3 separate regions of the Homo sapiens genome follow, and all the other regions are linked to region 2. Evidence: chromatin loops called from intact Hi-C (ENCODE). Cell type or tissue: A673. All regions are shown on one strand.

The links. A loop is a pair of places that touch in the nucleus more often than their neighbours do. Peaks named below come from ENCODE experiments on the same cell type or tissue, not always from the same donor. Only the 100,000 strongest peaks of a DNase experiment are listed, where the experiment ranks them.
Region 1: a loop joins it to region 2, with 2.7 times the contacts of the local background. A loop is called at or near these places in 7 of 110 quality-filtered maps.
Region 3: a loop joins it to region 2, with 7 times the contacts of the local background. A loop is called at or near these places in 2 of 110 quality-filtered maps.

The regions. Positions count from the first base shown.
Region 1 is chr3:151,917,190-151,919,689 of GRCh38, forward strand. All of the region lies in intron 1 of AADACL2-AS1 (AADACL2 antisense RNA 1), which reads right to left. Among named protein-coding and RNA genes, the nearest start is that of AADACL2-AS1, 9.7 kb to the right of the region's middle. In A673, a CTCF peak has its summit at 1,272 (motif pointing left); a DNase peak (open chromatin) is centred at 1,262.
Region 2 is chr3:151,659,978-151,662,477 of GRCh38, forward strand. No RefSeq gene overlaps it. Among named protein-coding and RNA genes, the nearest start is that of AADACL2, 73 kb to the right of the region's middle. In A673, a CTCF peak has its summit at 1,154; a DNase peak (open chromatin) is centred at 1,094; H3K27ac peaks cover 923 bases.
Region 3 is chr3:151,578,971-151,581,470 of GRCh38, forward strand. All of the region lies in intron 1 of LINC02066 (long intergenic non-protein coding RNA 2066), which reads left to right. It also overlaps a transcript of IGSF10 not described here. Among named protein-coding and RNA genes, the nearest start is that of MIR5186, 14 kb to the left of the region's middle. RefSeq lists a silencer at 1,008-1,208. In A673, no CTCF peak of the experiment used is centred here; DNase peaks (open chromatin) are centred at 811, 971, 1,791 and 2,301; H3K4me3 peaks cover 424 bases; H3K27ac peaks cover 2,500 bases.

The sequences.
Region 1 (2,500 bases), 260 kb after region 2:
AAAATCTGACCCGAGAGGCAGAGGGAGATTATAAATTATCAGCTGAAAAAGAAGCACTGTCCTGCAGTAAAGCTGCTGTTGAAGGGGCTCAGTCAAAACCAGCTGTATAATTTCTGGGGCCCAGTGAAAAATGAAAATGCAGGGTCTCTTGATCAAAAATTATTTTAAAAATGCAGAGGCAACAACAGAGCATTAAACCAAGCCTGGGACCCCTCTAAGCCTGTGGTCCTGAGATTCTACATAGGGCTCACACCCATGAAGTTGGCCCTGACCTGGTTGTGCAGTCACACAGCTCACAAAAGCCCTCAAAAATGACCACAAGAGAAATGGGCAGATTTGAACTACTGCCGCAGTGCCCCCCAACCCACCAAATGAATGTCAGATTGCAGAGGTATTGGTGAAAGAAAACACCTTCTGCTCTTTACCTCTTTCCTCTTCTTCTCTTGAACCCTCAAGTCAGAGGCAGCCTTGTGGGAAGAAGAGTAGAAACTTGGTAGGGACATGGACCAGAATGTGTGTGACCACCTCACCACTTCTCCCCACTGCAGACTTCTGGTGGGAAGCAGACAAAATAAAGGGAAGAAGTTTAACTTTAGGTGAAGTTAGCAATTTTAAGTATTACACAGAGATAGGTGATTTAATTACTGAAATGAAACAATTTAGGGGGGAAAGGTAACTAGGAAACCTTTCTTCTTTTAATTTCTGAGAATTTATGGGACTTGCCCAAGATTTTTTTCAAGGTGGTGATGAAGAAGATGCCAAGACAGTGGATTTGCAGGGCTGTGATGGGAAAGAGTAAAGTACCTTTATAAATGTGCCCAAAAGAGTTCTTCTTATTCACTATAATGATAACGACTATTTTTATTTATATACTCAAATCTCTCCGGGTAAACACACACATATCCACACACAAACATTCATGCTCACATATATGAATTGATGTTGAAATATACATACATTTGAGGTAAAGAAGTTGAACTTGTGACTTAATTGAGCCATGTCTCTGAAATACATCAATTATAAGCCACAGCAAAAATATTGCTTATGAAAGAAACCAAAAACAGAATGTGTGCTTTAAATTTTTGTTCTTGTTCTACTTAAATTTGAGAAACTAGGAATATAAACCTGGCAGATGGGGGTGGGGGCATAACTCTAGACAAAGTTAGAAATGCAGATAAGGTATTCTGGCCAAGTCTTTAATTTTGGAGGTTATGGTTAAATCATCTGCAATGTACAGTTAAGAAATGTGCTTTTACTGCCCTCAAGTGGTTTTAAAATTGTCACTGCAACATTTCTGACGACTTCAAAGTGAATGTTTCAAAACCCTAAGCAGTCTTCACATTTTCCAGGCTATCTGACAAGGGAATCTGAAATAATAATCTTTTATTCTGAAATAGTTTCTAAATAAGCAAATAATGAAATGGATCAGGTAGATTTATGTTGTTGTGTTGAAATATATGCACTAATACAGATTTGTAAAATTGTTTCTCTTCTTTTTTTAAAAATGTAACTGTAGCTTATACATGGACTCTCAGCTGGTCAGGGTTTGCGTAGGAAGATAGTATGACAGTTACTTCTTCTTCTAAATTAAGCAGCTGAAAATTATATAAATATTCAGAGAATGTAAGCTTCAACATCTTTGTAAGTGCTGTTTCTCTGCTTCCCTTTCTACCTCACAGGAGAACACCTGAGTAGAGCAGAAAGCTTGCTGGGCCAGCCCTGCCTGCTGGCTCTTTGCTAGACTGGGTGGGTGGCCCACCGTGTTGCTGCCTTGGCCCCTCCTTGTCGCTTTCGGATGCTGCCAACCCCTTGTGATATGGTTTGGCTGTGTCTCCACCCAAATCTCACCTTGACTTGTAATAAACTCCACGTGTCAAAGGTGGGGCCAGATGGAGATAATTGAATCATGAGGGCAGTTTCACCCATACTGTTCTTGTGGTAATGAATAAGTCTCACGAAATCTGATGGTTTTATAAATGGGAGATCCCCTGCATAAGCTCTTTTACCTGCCACTATGTAAGGCATGCCTTTGCTTCTCCTTTGCCTTCCACCATGATTGTGAGGCTCCCCAGCTATGCTGAACTGTCAGTCCATTGAAGCTCTTTCCTTTATAAATTACCCAGTCTAAGGTATGTCTTTATTAGCAGTGTGAGAACAAACTAATACACCTTGAGTCTCAGTCATGCTCTCCTCCACCAGCCCATAGTTTAAGAGATTACTTGCAGTTTCTGCTCTTGGCACATTTACTCCTCACCATTGTGGGCCATTCCAGGCCTGCTGGTTCTTGGCTCTCATCAGCCTTCTTCAGCACCCCCAGGGAAGCACAAAAACATGTCTATATATGTTCACACCAAAAGACAGCCCATGTTGGTGCAAGGTTTCTATCCTGAGCTTTCCTTTTGCTGAAACCTCCTACTGTTCACATGTTCGCTGATCAGAGTCCCCTGGAAGTCTTGTCAACACACGTTTCTGGGCCTATACCCAGAGTTTCTGATTCAGT
Region 2 (2,500 bases):
CATCAAATTAGTGATACTGAATTAGAAAATAGCTAAACAAATTTGTGTGGTTAAATCTTCACTTTGGAGATGAAATGACCAGAAACAGACACTGAGTGGGCAAAATGGACACCTTGCTCTGCTGCCATTGTGGTTACACACCTCAGATAACAGTTGGGAAGAAAGATACTTTATATCCTCAGATAAACTTTAAAGAGCAAAACATCCCACAGAGCACTAATTCCTCAGTAGTGAAGCCTTGAGCCCTTTCTTAAGTTGCTACCTCTCTGACTTTTGAAATACTGATAACTAGAGATATATGATGACCTTTGACCCTTGCAGATATAAAAATCAAGTGAATGAATTTTTATTTTCCAACCTTGAACAGACTAACTTTGGTAACATTTTTTGTTTCTTTATGGGTTTTTACTTTAAGTACCTTCTATATATATATTTTTAAATAGACAGTTATTCTGAAACCTGGACATTTTTTGCAAAATATTGCAAGAGAAAAATATTTATTTTTGTAAAATGCTTCATGTGTCCTGTTTTTTTTTTTGTGTGTGGTTGTTGTTGTTGTTTTCCACAGAGGCCACATGATGTGTGGCACAGTGAGGGACTAGTATCATCTGCAGATGGAGCAGGAACCAAAAAAGTTCTGTCGGTTCAACTGAAATATTTTACTATGAGTTTGCTTTTGTTTAGTTTTACAAATCTGTCTTATACCTTCACAGTGGATCATTTAACCCTTGCTTCTGAATTTTTCCATTGAATTTGTTTTAGTAAAATTACTTACCAAAAATAGACACTTGGTTAAAATAAGATCCCTAACAAATGGATCTTTAGATTCATTCCTTACTGTTCCCTTAAAAATATAAACACACTTTATGATCTTGCTGTGAAACCATTTTTTCTTAATACTGTAGTTTTCAATTTTCTAGTTTTCAAGTTTCTGTTTCTAAAATGGCTAGTTTTCTGGTTGGTTAAAACAAGTCAGAAGAATGAGATACGGCTGGTGATTTTCTCTTCTCTTATGTACATTAAAATATTTGACAGCAATATTGGTACGCTTTGGTTTCAAAGTATGCCTGTCTTTTCATGAGAAGAAAAAATAATTTTGGGGACTATACTGCCTCTCAGTGGTTCGTTTAATATTTATTTCAATCACAAAATATTTTATGAGATGAAAAACCTAAAATTTTCAATAATAGATTTCTCAGTGTTTTTACTTCGATTAGCTCATAAGAAAAACAGTAATGTGAGTTATCTTGCAATATATGTTTGTCTACCCCCATTGATTGGACACCAATAGCCATGATGTGTTACAAAGAGTTTCAAGGTCTACTTTCCCCAAAGAAGGAATGAATTAGTCTATATGCAAAGGAGGCATTGATGTATTCTGAAAGAGAAGGTGCCAAACCAGGCTGAGTAAAGGGCATAATCAGCTTGGAAAAGTTCATTGTTATGAGTTATGAAAATTCATAAGTCCAGATATTACCAAGTGGCCTTTTTTTTTTTTTTTTTTTTTTTTTTTTTTTTTTTTTTGAGACGGAGCCTTTCTCTGCCACCCAGGCTGGAGAGCAGTGGTGTGATCTCGGCTCACTGCAACCTTCACCTCCTGTGTTCAAGCAATTCTCCTGCCCCAGCCTCCCAAGTAGCCCGGATCACAGGCATGCGCCACCACACCAAGTTAATTTTTTTTATTTTTAGTAGAGACAGGGTTTCACCACGTTGGTCAGGCTGGTCTGGAACTCCTGACCTCAGGTGATTGACCTGCCTCCGCCTCCCAGGGTGCTGGGATTACAGGCGTGAGCCACCTTGCCCAGCCACCAAGTGGCTTTTTGATCTGTATTTTGGTATCCTAAGAATAAATCTTACAAATTAGAGAGTTTAAAGTTTACTTTAACCTCTCTACCTGTTAAGTTGGCTTAGTTCAACTTGTGTGTGTGTGTGTGTGTGTGTGTGTTTCTATAAACACGGGGCTATTCCAAGAACCTGCAGAAGGACAGAGTTGAGTACAATTTGGTTTCAATCATCAAAAAAATTATTATTCATTATAACAAAAAGGGAATACTCCACTTTTGTCCCCTTGACATTACTCAGCATTTGTTGATGAATTGAATAATCAAAGCTGTCAACTATTTCTCCTTTTAGTAGTAGTATCTTTATAATTTGCTGTAAGATGTTATGCCAAAAACAGTGATGAAAAGAGTGGAAAAACAGGTTTCTGAAATCTATGAGTTTGCTGTATATAGGGTGAGGACCCACAATTTGGTGTCTACAGTTTTTCAGAAATGCCTCAGTTTTTAAATTGATTTATAATATTAATAGGCATATTGATTTATGATCTTGTAGGCTAATTTATTCAAGACTGTCAATGACTAGAAGTTTTAAAACAAACTAAACTGGAAGCTTGTAATAGTGTTGAATAGATAATCTTATTTAAGTTTTTACAATCTCACTTTCATACAAGTTCTAGACTTTTCAAGAAATAGGAAGCTTTGAAGAAAAGGAGTAGGAA
Region 3 (2,500 bases), 81 kb before region 2:
ACTGAATAAGTTGTGTCAGTCTATCAATGGGAAAGAGTAAAGAAGATGAAGGGAAACCTTCTCTGAGGTTTAGACTCACAGAAAAAGACTAAAGTCAAGGGTTGAAAAGAACATTAAAAACATTCTCCGAAAACCCAATCCCTACCCAAAGCACAAGATAATGCTAGAGAAATCTGAGGCCAGTGGTGTGCTAGGGGTAAATATAGCACTAACACAACCCAAACCCCATTATCTGAGTCAATTCCTTGCATTAAATGTGTAGTATAAAAGGAGTGTGCCTAATTCTGGATATAAATACTATATACCTCAGTATTCAACCAAAAATTATGAGACATACAAAAATGCAAGACAAAGCAACTTTCTGTCAAAAAACAATGCAATCAAGAGAACCAGACTCACATGTGCCCAAGACATTAGAGCCTTCAGGTAGAGAATTTAAAAACAAACAAACTATAAAAATATAGTTAAAGATTCTAGTGTAAAAGGTGGATAACATTCAAGAAAATATAGGGATTTTTGTCAGAGAAATGGAAACTGTAAGAGAGAATGATATAGAAATGGCCAGAAACAAAAAATATGTAGTAACAAAAGTAAAGATCAATCAAAAGAAATGATTCAAACAAAAAGTAAAGAAAAAAAAAACTGCCAGAGAATTCAAAAACTGTGGGGCAATGTCATATGGTCTAATATATGAGCAACTGGAATCCCAGAAGGAGAAAAGAGAGAGAATGGAGAGAACAAATAAATATTTGAAAAGATAATGGCTGAGTGTTTCCCCCAAGTCACAAAAGACTTCAAATAACAGATCCAAGAAGCTCAGAGCATTCAGAAGAATAAATATTACGAAGGAAAGAAGAAAGGAAGGAAGGAAAGAAGGAAGGGAGGAGGGAGGAAGGGAGGAAGGAAAGGAAGGAAGGAAGGAAGGAAGGAAGGAAGGAAGGAAGGAAGGGCCTAGTGACATTGTATTCAAACTGTTGAAAACCAAAGATAAAGATAAAATCTTGAAGCAGCCAGAAGTAAAAAGACATACACATGGAGAAACAAAAATAAGAATTGCAACAGACTTCTTATTAGAAGCTATCCAAGCCACAACCAAGCACCACGGCTCACACCCTTAATCGCAGCACTGTGAGAGGCTGAGGTGGGAGGATTGCTTAAGCCCCAGGAGTTTGAGATCAGTCTAGGCAATATAGCAAGATCCAGTCTCTACAAAAAATTGAAAAAAATTAGCCAGATGTGGTCATCTCCAGAAATCAATGCCCAGTTAATATACTACTGAAAAAATAAAGAATGAGGACTTTACACGTAAGAAAAACAAAGAGAATTTATTATCAGCCAACTTTCACTATAAGAGAACTTAAAGGAAGTTCTTTAGGCAAAAGAAATACATCAGACAGAAACCTGGATCTACACACAGAAAGAAATGTTGAAAATGGTAAAAATGAAGGTAAATATAAGATACATCTTTTCTTATTCTAATCACTCTAGAAGATAATTCACTATTTACAAAATTAGTAGCAATGTATTTCATGTATACAATGCATAAATGTTTGTTGAAGCATTTTAATATTTGATTATTGATTACTGGGAAAGCCTGTCAAAGTTTGTTGTGACTCAAGATCATTATTTAGCATATAACTCACTTAATCACCCACCAACCATCTGACAAACTAACTAACAAAAGACCTTCAGCAGTTTTAACGTTAAAAAAAAAATCTGTCTATAAGGGAGCTTACTGTGTGTACACTTACGGAGGAATTCTACTGTGGTTCAGTTTCCAAGGATGATTTATTGCCTTTGTAATTCTAACATTCTTTGTGCCTTACAGAAGAAAGAACTAAATTGCCCAACTTGATTCCTAGCAGAATTCTTCACTTGTTTATAACCAGACATTTTTTCAAGTGCCCTTAAATTTATGGTATCTATTGTCTTCTTTCTTCTCATGACACCCAAATTCCAGATCTGTTTTTTATAAAATCAGATTTTTTTTTTTTTAAATAGAGAGAGAGGAGAGAAGAAAAGAGCGGGGGAGGGAAAAGCTTTTATCATAGCAGAAAAAGCTATTTTGTTGTATAATCTTTCTTGTTTGGGGACAGAAATGATTTGTAAAAAAGCAAGCAGTTTATATTTTCTTACACATGTTCATGGATCTTTTTCTCAGTTTTCATGTTGCTGTGTTAGACTGTGGGTGAAAGTAGTCTGCCACGAAATTTTTGTGGTGCTTAGTAAATATAAATTTGATACAACCAGAAGTGACGTAATGTGGTAGTTCAGCAACCCCATTCAACTTAGACCCCAACAGCTTTAACAGAAATCAGCAGTTCTCACACTTTCTATTCATACCACAAGCCTCTAGAGACTTCTTATAACCTGCAGTGATCTTGATCAAAATGGAAATGAAGAGACAAATTATAGTTTTTTTTTAAACTCTGTATTTCTTTTTGTGCTCACTGTCACTACCAAACCGTATCTAGAGGACTGTTATTCCTTTGTGTTGTTT